2 separate regions of the Homo sapiens genome follow, and region 1 is linked to region 2. The links are chromatin contacts, found by Hi-C or POLR2A ChIA-PET in ENCODE. All regions are on one chromosome and are shown on one strand. The core of a region is the stretch at or near the end of the contact, and the rest is flanking DNA. Distances in the headings are between cores, read along the strand shown. Region 1 overlaps RPA1 (replication protein A1). Region 2 overlaps PITPNA (phosphatidylinositol transfer protein alpha).

Evidence for each region. A loop is a pair of places that touch in the nucleus more often than their neighbours do. ChIA-PET counts read pairs that join two places held with the same protein, here RNA polymerase II (POLR2A). Pooled maps may share reads with other maps.
Region 1: a pooled map shows a loop between it and region 2 (2.6-fold over the local background). The contact joins two enhancer-like sites. A Hi-C loop is called at or near these places in 1 of 37 single-sample maps with no recorded cell type and 4 of 50 pooled maps. POLR2A ChIA-PET finds 5 or more read pairs at or near these places in 1 of 52 experiments (GM10248).

Annotation. Positions count from the first base shown.
Region 1 is chr17:1,858,152-1,863,611 of GRCh38, forward strand. All of the region lies in intron 5 of RPA1 (replication protein A1), which reads left to right. It also overlaps the pseudogene SDHCP5. Among named protein-coding and RNA genes, the nearest start is that of RPA1, 31 kb to the left of the region's middle. Within about 2 kb of position 3,665, at least 6 of the 41 ENCODE cell types and tissues checked have a DNase peak (open chromatin) inside an H3K27ac peak, as active enhancers do.
Region 2 is chr17:1,552,390-1,557,536 of GRCh38, forward strand. PITPNA (phosphatidylinositol transfer protein alpha) reads right to left here. Exons shown (of 12, transcript NM_006224.4): 3 at 615-760. Among named protein-coding and RNA genes, the nearest start is that of PITPNA, 7.8 kb to the right of the region's middle. RefSeq lists an enhancer at 3,427-3,496 and a silencer at 3,913-4,113. Within about 2 kb of position 3,387, at least 7 of the 41 ENCODE cell types and tissues checked have a DNase peak (open chromatin) inside an H3K27ac peak, as active enhancers do.

The DNA of each region.
Region 1 (5,460 bases), core at 2,415-4,914, 310 kb after region 2:
GGATCCCATTCCAGGTATGATACATGAGAGGGAAGACGAGTGCAAACTTAGCTGTGTGGATCAGTGCTGGCCCCAGACACAGGGACTTCACAAGTTCCAAATAAGACTCAAAGTTCCCAGGGAGTAACACGGCCGACATGCCAAAAAGAGAGACCCCTGCACTCAAAGCAATACCAGTGCCACGGTGGCAGATGGACATCGCCATGGGAAGAGACCAATTTCTGATACAGAGCTGAGGGCTAAAGTGGGCTCGGAGGCAATGACGACCAACGTGTCTCAGCAACAGCGCAGCCATCTTGGGTTCTGGTCTCTCTTTTTCTTTTTTTTTTTGAGACAGAGTCTTGCTCTGTCACCCAGGCTAGAGTGCAGTGGCACAATCTCGGCTCACTGCAGCCTCCGCCTCCCGGGTTCAAGCGATCCTCCCACATCAGCCTCCTGAGTAGCTGGGACTATTGGTGTGTGCCACCATGCCTGGCTAATTTTTTATATTTTTAGTAGAGACGCGGTTTTGCCATGTTGGCCAGGCTGGTCTTGAACTCCTGCCCTCAAGTGATCTGCGTGCCTCAGCCTCCCAAAGTGCTGGAATTACAGACATGAGCCATCGTGCCAGCCAAATGTGGGTATTTTCTAGAGATCTTGTTCTTGATATCTAATTTAATTCTAGTATGATCAAACAACATACTTTGTATGACTTGAATCCTGTTAAATGTATTGTCTTATTTTGTTTTATTTTATTTATTTATTTTTATTTTATTTTTTTTTTTTTTTTGAGACAGAGACTCACTCTTTCACCCAGGCTGGAGTGCAGTGGCATGATCTTGGCTCACTGCAATCTCCACCTCCCAGGTTCAAGCGATTCTCCTATCTCAGCCTCCCAGGTAGCTAGGACTACAGGTGCCTGCCACCATGCCTGGCTAATTTTTGTATTTTTAGTAAAGACAGGGTTTTGCCGTGTTAGCCAGGCTGGTGTCAAACTCCTGACCTCGGATGATCTGCCTGCCTTGGCCTCCCAAAGTGCTGGGATTACAGGAGTGACCCACCTTCCCCAGCCTTGAGTCTTATTTTATGTCCAGATTATGGTCTCTCTTGGTAAATTCTGTGTGTACTTGAAAAGAATGTGTATTCTGTTGTTGGGCAGAGTCTTACAAATGTCAATTAGGTCGAGTCGGTAAATTGTGTTATTCAGTTTTTCTATATCTTTACTGTTTTTCTGTTTACTTGTTCTGTCATTTACTGAGAGGGATATTGAAATCTCTAACTGTAATAATTGTAAGTTTCTCTGTCTCTCTGCAGTTCTATTAGTTTTTGCTTCATGTATTTCAAAGCTGTATTATTAAATATCTATATAATTTAGAATTCTTGTGTCCACTTGATGAGTTGACTCTTATTATTATGAAATGATTTTATCCCTGGGAAATTCTGTGCTTTGAAGTCTGCTTTGATATTAGCATAGCCACTTTGGCGTTTTTTTTGTTTTGTTTTGTTTTTTCTCTCCTAGAGACAACATCTTGCTCTGTTGCCCAGGCTGGAGTACAGTGGTACATTCACGGCTCAGTGCAGCCTCAACACCTTGGGCTCAAGCAATCCTCCCACCTCCGCCTCCTGAGTAGCTGGGACTACAGGCATGTGCCACCACGCCCAGCTAATTTTATTTTGTTTTTTATTTATTTATTTATTTTTGAGACGAAGTCTCACTCTGTTGCCAGGCTGGAGTGCAGTGGCGTGATCTCGGCTCACTGCAACCTCCGCCTCCCAGGTTCAAGCGATTCTCCTGCCTCAGCCTCCTGAGTAGCTAGGGCTACAGGCACGCATCACCATGCTCAGCTGATTTTTGTATTTTTAGTAGAGATAGGGTTTCACCATGTTGGCCAGGATGGTCTCCATCTCTTGACGTCATGATCTGCCCGCCTCAGCCTCCCAAAGTGCTGGGGTTAAAGGCGTGAGCCACCATAATTGGCCTAATTTTATTTTTTGTGGACATGGAGTCCTGCCATGTTGCCCACACTGGTCTTGAATTCCTGGCCTCCAGCAATCCTCCTGCCTCAGCCTCCCAAGTAGTTGGGACTGCAGGCTGCACCTGTAGTCTGGGAGGTGGAGTGCCGGGCCTGCCTGTGGACTGCCTGGACTGGGGCTGGGACGGCAGTGCCACCACGCCCGGCTCATTTCTTTTCTTTTTATTTGTAGGGGCGGGGTCTCACTTTGTTGCCCAGGCTGGTCTCAAACTCCTGGCCTCAATCCTCCTGCCTTAGCCTCTCAAAAGGCTGAATTACAGGCATAAGCTACTGTGCCTGGCCATTGTGTATACTTTCTATTGCTAGCCGTTCAAGTTCACTAATGGTTTCTCAGGCAGTGCCTAATCTGCTGTTAATCCCATTGAGTGTATTTTTCTTCTCAGATAGTATAGTTTTTATCCCTAGAAGCTTGATTTTGGGTCTTTAAAAACTCATCTACATCTCTGCTTAATTTTTGGGACATACAGAGCACAATGACAGTATTTGTTGTAAGGTCCTTGTCTGTGGATTCTGGTGTCTGTGTTAGGTCCGGATTTGTTTCCGTCAGTTGATCCCGGCCTCTCCGATCATGGATCATATTTTCCTGCTGCTTTTCATGCCTGGCCCTCGGACCGAATGCCAGACATTGGGATTCGTACCTCGTTGGGTGCTAGAAACTTTTGTAATCCTGTAATTATTCTTGAGCTTTTTTCAGGGATACAGTTAACTTGGAGACAGTTTGATCTTTTGGTGTGTTGCTTTTAAGATTTATTAGAGAATCAGAGAGCTGCATTTAGTCTAGGTGTAGTTATTCCCAATACTGAATCGAGACCTGACAGACTGTTCTACCTCGTGCCCCATGAATATGAATTTTTCCCATCTGACTGGTAGAAACAGGTACTATTTCAAGCTTGCTGTAAACACAGGCATGGTTCCCTCTGGCCTTCTCAGATGATTCTCACCCTGGCCTCAGATCGTGTCCACACACACACACGGGCCAACCAGGACTCTGCTGACTACCCAGGAAACCTGCCACCCATTTCTGGAGTTCTCTGTGTACAGCCCTCTCTTCTCTGCTACTCTGTCCGGCCAGCTAGACGGCGATCTCCCCAGACTCTCGGCCCCCATTTCTGCACCTCGGGTTCTGGCAGGCCCCCTAAGCCCTTGAGGCACTGAGCTGGTGCAGACCCACTCGCTCGCTTTCCTGTGCACAGCAGGCGCTACCCCTCATTGAAAACCATGCGTCTCACGTATTTTCTCCCTTTCTGGTGGGGGGAGGGGGTTATGTTAGGTGTTAGGGTGAACCTGGTCTCTGTTGCTCCATTTGTCCGGTACGTAGTTTTAAAAGTTGAATATTTTTGCGAGGTGTGTCCTTAAAAACAAAACAGCATTCTCCTGCCTCACTTTTCTTTGGCCTCTGACTCCTGTCTAGAGACAGTCTGTTTCAAATCTCACAGCTGTTTCTTCTCTGTTTGTCTCCATATTTCTAAATAACACATTTGTGCTGCTCTTCGTTAATTTTTTCAGTTGAAACATTTGTTTATTAACTTCACGCTATGGGAGATTAGAATGTGGTGCTCTCTCTTTTTTTTTTTTCTTTTTTAAGAGTCTCACACTGTCACCCAGGCTGGAGTCCAGTGGCGTGATCTTGGCTCACTGCAACCTCCGCCTCCTGGACTCAAGCAATCCTCCTTGCCTCAGCCTCCTCAGTAGCTGGGATTACAGGCGTGCACCACTGCACCCTGCTAATTTTTGTTTTTATTTTTTTATTTTTTGAGACGGAGTCTCACTGTGTCGCCCAGGCTGGAGTGCAGTGGCGCGGTCTCGGTTGACTGCAAGCTCCACCTCCCGGATTCACGCCATTCTCCTGCTTGAGTAGCTGGGACTACAGGCACCCACCACCATGCCCGGGTGATTTTTTTTGTATTTTCAGTAGAGACGGGGTTTCACTGTGTTAGCCAGGATGGTCTCCATCTCCTGACCTCGTGATCTGCCCGCCTCAGCCTCCCAAAGTGCTGGGATTACAGGCGTGAGCCACCGCCCCCAACCGTATTTTTTTTTTTTTTTTTTTTTTTTTGTAGCGATGGAGTCTATGTTGTCCAGGCTGGTCTTGAACTCCTGGGCTCAAGCAATCCGCCCACCTGAGCCTCCCAAAGTGCCAGGATTACAGGTGTGAGCCACAGCGCCCAGCTTAGAATGTAGCTCTCTTATACCTCTCTTGTCCCTGCTGTCCACATGGAAGAAGTAGATGTTAATATCGATTAGCTCAATATTTATTTATTTATTTATTTATTTGAGATGGAGTCTCACTTTGTTGCCCAGGCTGGAGTGCAGTTGCATGATCTTGGCTCACTGCAACCTCCACCTCCCAGTTCAAGCTATCCTCATGCCTCAGCCTCACCAGTAGCTGGGATTACAGGCACACACCACCATGCCCAGCTAATTTTTGTATTTTTAGTAGAGATGGGGTTTCACCATGTTGGCCAGGTTGGTCTCGATCCCCTGACCTCAAGTGATCCGCCCACCTTGACCTCCTAAAGTGCTAAGATTATTGGCGTGAGTCACTGTGCCCAGCTTTTTTTTTTTTTTTTTTTTTTGAGATGAAGTTTTGCTTTGTTGCCCAGGCTGGAGTGCACTGGAACGATCTCCGCTCACTGCAACCTCCCCCGGGTTCAAGTGATTCTCCTGCCTCAGGCTCCCAAGTAGCTGGGATTACAAGTGCCCGCCACCACGCCCAGCTAATTTTTGTATTTTTAGTAGAGACGAAGTTTCACCATGTTGGCCAGGCTAGTCTCGAACTGCTGACCTCAGGTGATCTGCCTGCCTCAGCCTCCCAAAGTGTTGGGATTACAGGCGTGAGCCACCGTGCCCGGCCAAGATTTATTTATTTAGTTATTTGGAGACAGGTTCTTGCTTTGCCATCCAGGCTGGAGTGCAGTGGCTCAAAAAGGGCTTACTGTAGCCTCAACCTCCCAGGCTCAAGTGATCTTCCCACCTCAGCTTTCCCAGTAGCTGGGAGCGTGAACCACCACGCCCAACTAATTTATTTTATTTTATTTTATTTTATTTTATTTTATTTTATTTTTTTGAGACGAGTCTCACTCTGTCACCCAGGCTGGAGTGCAATGGCACAATCTCGGCTCACTGCAACCTCCACCTCCCGGGCTCAAGCGATTCTCCTGCCTCAGCCTCCCGAGTAGCTGGGATTACAGGTGCCCGCCACCACACTCAGCTAATTTTTTTTATTTTTAGTAGAGACGGCGTTTCACCACGTTGGCCAGGCTGGTCTCGAACTCCTGACCTCAGGTGATCCACCCACCTTGGCCTCCCAAAGTGTTGGGATTACAGGTGTGAGCCACCGTGCCTGGCCCCAACTACTTTTTATATTTTTTTGTAGAAACAGAGTTTTGCCATGTTGTCCAGGCTGGTCTTGAGCTCCTGAGTTCAGGTAATCCACCTGCCTCGGTCT
Region 2 (5,147 bases), core at 2,137-4,636:
AACATTACTGTTTTCGTTAGGGATTTAGCAAATTTGTGTAGTTTGATATGGATTCCAGTACACAAATCAGTTCAAGCTTCATTTAAAAATGCTGATGCCTTTGATCCAAAGAGAGGTACCAAAATTTCTCTAGCGATCGATTTCACGATATCAGAATTAAAAACCCTACCAGCCCAGCAATTCTAGGAATTCAATTTTAGGAATATTTGCTAAAAATCTGCATATACAAGTACATCAGAAGATCTACACAGAAGGAGTTTTACTGGATTATGTAGGCATCTGGAAATGACTAGAAATATGCGTCAAGACAGGAGGGTTCAACAACCTATAGCACTTCTGTCCCCCATGATACTGTGAATCCTACACGGACTTCAGAGACCGAGGCAGACAGAACAGGCTGGGAGAGGAGGCCATGATAAGTAACAACAAAAAAGGAATAGTATATTCCCATCTATATAAATGTGAGTATAACATTTATACAGTCAGTATATAACTATTAATTGTTAGGATATAACAATTAGTATAATCCCATCTATATAAAACAATAAAGGAAATAACACTCATTCACACACACACAAAAGCCAGCATCCGGCCCCGCTGCTCATGCCGCATACCTCTGCAGGTGGTAGATCTTGTGTGTGTACTGGCCTTTCTCACCGTCCTTCTCGTAGGGCTCATTCACCAGGACCTCCACGCCTTCGCCACCACCCGTTTCATTTTTACTGGCCTCAGCCACAGAATACAGCTGCCCCACTTGATACTAAAGGACAGAGACAGATGTTATTCTCAACACGGACCCTTCTCAACGGTTACACGTAATCCAGCTGCCAGTAAGTGTCTAACTGGATCTCCCTGGGGTCTCCTCATGCAGGAGCTGGTTCTGGAGTTTCACATCAGGCCTTGCCCAAACCCACCCAAAGCAACTGACAGTGCTGCTCCATGGCCCCTCTTGACCCATCAGACGTGTTTAGTTCATCCTTCTCATTTTCACACCACCCATCAGGGTTTATTTTTATTTATTTATTTTTTTTGGTAGAGACAGGGTCTTGCTATGTTGCCCAGGCTGGTCTCAAAACTCCTGGTCTCAAGCCATCCTCCCACCTTGGCCTGCCAAAGTGCTGAGATTATAAGCATGAGCCACCGTTCCCAGTCAATCCATCAGGATTTAAAGAGGCAGGTGAGTCTACTTAACCTGACACCACCACGCAGAAAACAGATTAGAGTCCAAAGGAGCTTTTGTGCTAAGCCTGCTTCTGGTATTAAGACCCCAGAAGACCTAGGTTGGTTGCTAGAAATCACTGGATCTCACCCATTTAAATAGATCCTAAGACTTGATTTCTTGTCAAAGAAAGGTGCTCAGCGCTCTGTGAAATCCGCAACCTCTATCGTAAAACTGGCTCATCTACTCGCTTCTTCTCTAGTCTTAGGCCTCTCCTCACCCCGCAAGTAGCTCTTTCAGGCAATGAAACCTCTTGACATTTTCCAGATTCCTGGTGGGGCCAAGCAAGTATTCCTGCTTCCCACATGAGATATTACAGATTCCTGCCCCACAGTCTGTGCCGGCTGGGTGCACCCTCTGTGTTGGCACTTACTACATGGCAAAAACCTAGTTTTCCTTTATTTGGGTCACATGCCACCCTATCAAGTCACCAGTCAACATGATTGGCCTCCTCTGACCCTGTCAGGATGGGCCAATGACCTAGGCAGTGCCCAGACTTAGCCCTTCCGCCTTCTTCTCTGAGAAGCTGTCCAGAGGAGAAAACAAGGTGAAAAGAAAATGAACAGCAACATTTGAGGCAGGAAATTATGTCTACACCAACGGATGTGTCTTTCCTACCGCTGCCGGTGCTAATCAGGCATGGCTGCTTAGGGAGTATGAGAAAAAGGAAAAAAGCTATGGGATTACCCAACATGCTGGGGGGTGGAGGGGGACAAAGGGTTTCCTCGAGCTCTATGCCCAACTCCTGGCACCCCCGGGGGGAAGACAAGGGTGTTTCTCTATTTTTTTTTTTTTTTTTTTTTTTTTTTAGACAGAGATCGCACAGTGGTGCGATCTCAGGTCACTGCAACCTCCGCCTCCTGGGTTCAAGTGATTCTCCTGCCTCCTGCCTCCTGCCTCAGCCTCCGAAGTAGCTGGGATTACAGGGACTGGGTTTTTCTCTCTTTGAGATTAAAACAGAAAGGATGTATCTCTAGGCAACTGCTACTTAAATCACTGCCTCCAACAGCAAGGACAGAGGCAGCTTCCAGAGCTGCTTCGCCTCAAACTTAGAAACCTGCTCTACCAGGCAGCTTCCTAAGCACTGCAGGGAAATTTCTGGGCAAAATCTGGAAAGTGAAGCAGAGGACGAGGACAATTCACTGCTCACCACAAGGCTGAAAGAGCCCTAACTTTCAAAGCAAAATCCCAGAACAAAATGCCATGAAAAGGGGCAGCAATCGAGGCTCAGTGAAATCCATACAGAGGAACATATGGGTGAAAGCCAGTCACCTTGACCTTGCTAATCCTAAGCTGCATCAGTGCTGCCTCAATGCCCCCCTGGAGCCCCAAGCTGTCCCTGTGCCTCTCCAAGTCCACCACCCAGCTAGGCACACATGAAAACCCGTCAGGTGGGTCAGGGCTTGGCTGAGCCAGGGGTGCCTAAGAAGGAGCAGTAACTCCGTTTCAGAGAAGAGCCGTAAGAACATCTAACCACTGACTCAGCAATCCTAAAGGACAGGCTGGGGAGAGGGCCTGGTGGAGGGGGCGAGGTTCCCAGCTAGTGGTACCACTTGGGAAGGGGGACCCCAGGCAGAGACTAATCGCCTTCATTTGGTTTCTCTTCAGCTGCAGGAATCAGAGGGCAGGTTCTAAGAGGATCAGCCTGTTGGCTGGCATCTTCCCCCTTCAATCTCTCTTGATATTCTGATCCTTTAATCCCAATGAGACAAGTGAAGGCAGTTTTGTTAATCTAAAGGGGTAAGCAAGACTGGCCTGCACAAGCTACAAGTGAAGGGCGCTTTTCACGTTAGAGTTCCTTTTGGCACAGCTGCTCTGCCCCCTGGGAAAGCAGCCAGACTCGGATGGGGCAGAGATAGGAGTGGGAGGGTCAGATCATTAAATCAGATTTAAAAAACTCCAACAGGACTGGGAATCTAGCCTCCTCAGACCTGCGATGATGTTCCTTGCTCTTGAGATCTGTTCACCTATCCCAGAGAACTAAGACATTCAACTAAGAAAAACAGACTCCACAACTTTGGCAATCTGGGAGGGGGAGCCCAGTGGGTGGGCCTGAAATACTGACATGAAACACGTCATAAACAACAGTACAGCTTTGGTCCCACCAACATGGCCCTGTCAGGCTGGGTACCAGAGGGGGACTGGTGCCGTGAATCTCTGGAAACAAGAAGTGAAGCAGCCCGGCCGACCTGTGCCAGGAAGCACTGGTGGACACACCCCGTCAAACAGCCAGGGCTTTCTCGCTCTGCTGCACAACGCCCAGACACTCAGGGTTAGACCAAAGGCTCTGGCCACCCAGAAGCTAATTCTGCCCCCAAAATATTGATGCAGGCCATCGGAATGATTACAAAGGCATGACCTTCTCTTTCCCTTTCTTCACTTTCCCCTAAATCAGAAAACTGCAAAGGCCTCAAGTCATGGCCTCCAATTTAGGAAGTGAATCCACCAGTCACAAGATGCTGAGCTGTTCCCATAGAAACTGTTAAGTCAGGATGGGGATGGGGTTACTGACAAAGACTCTGAGAAGGTTGATCATGAATTGTTTCTTCTTCGGCCTTCCCCTCCAAGATTTTTCTAATTCTCTGAAACTAAGTTCCGCTTCGACCCTACCCAGGCCACGTGGTACTTTCTTGTCAATGGTTTCTTGCTGAGAACGGGCTGACCACTGCCAGGCAGACAGGTGAATCCTGATCAGCACTCACTTCCCAAGCTTCTGCTTAGACTTCAGGCTCTGATTACTCAACTCCGCCCCACCACTTCCTCAATGCTGCAGAAAAACCATCACAAGTGAACACCCGCCAACTGTGGATGCTCTCAAGGTGGAAGTTCCCCTTTCCTTCCAGTCTTGGCCCCACCATAAGCCATCAGTGTCTGGCCCTTCAGCCTTACTCCAAGAACAGCCCCAGGTGCTCCAGGACAGGCTGGCCCTCCTTGGTCTGCAGCACTTCTCAGAGACACTCTCGCCCTTCGTTCCATCAAGAAACTCCCTATCAAAGGATCCATTTCACCCCTAATCACCACACTAAGGAAATCCCGAGTTCCTGGGGCACATCTTCCTAACGATCGGGGTGGGATCATCCTGTACAGCAGAGAGGACGTCACTGGACACCTCCCCAAGAGCTGAGTTTGAGGGCAAGGGACGCGCTGGGCTTTCCTGCTTGGCCTTCTGGTTTGGAAAATCATCGCTTGCTATTTTCAATAAAGACAGCACAGGCTGGGTGAAGTGGTTGACATCTGTAATCCCAGCACTCTGGGAGGCTGAGGCAGGAGGACTACTTGAGGCAAGACCAGCGTGGACAACAGAGTGAGACCCTATCTCCACTATTTAAAATAAATATTATAAAATAAAAAAAATAAAGACAGCATGGCCAAAGCAGGTGGGTTAACAAGACCCTTCCAAGCCAACACCTGTCAGCCCAGGCACCTGGTTCTCAGGCCCCAGGTACATCCCCAGTGCCTACAGGGATTAGAGCCATCTACCCAGCCATTCCCTCATTCTCCCTGGTTCCCAGGTTCCCCAGTCTCGTTTCTCTTTTCTGCCCTTCCCAGAACCCCAAGATCACGGTCAAGGCCCACCTCTGGCCCCCTCCCCAGGTCCCCACAGCTCTTATCAGATATGTAGCCCACCCCTGGAGGCAGTCCTCTAAAGGGCCAGTGTCTGCCCACCCCTCTCGGGGGCCAACAAGCCTGGATGTCTGTCTCAACTAAATGTGCTGCAGGCTCTGCTGGCCTGATTTCATTTTTCAAAGGTGCAGTTCATATTGGGAACAGAGTGGAAGTTATCACAGGAGCTTCATGCTGACACTGCAGGAAAGAGAGACGGAGCCCAGTGACTGGAGGCACTATACTGGCTGACGAACCTCACCCAAACTCGAGTTTAACTGGAAGCTGGGGCGGGGTGGGGCTGTGATTTCAGAAGGAAGCAAAG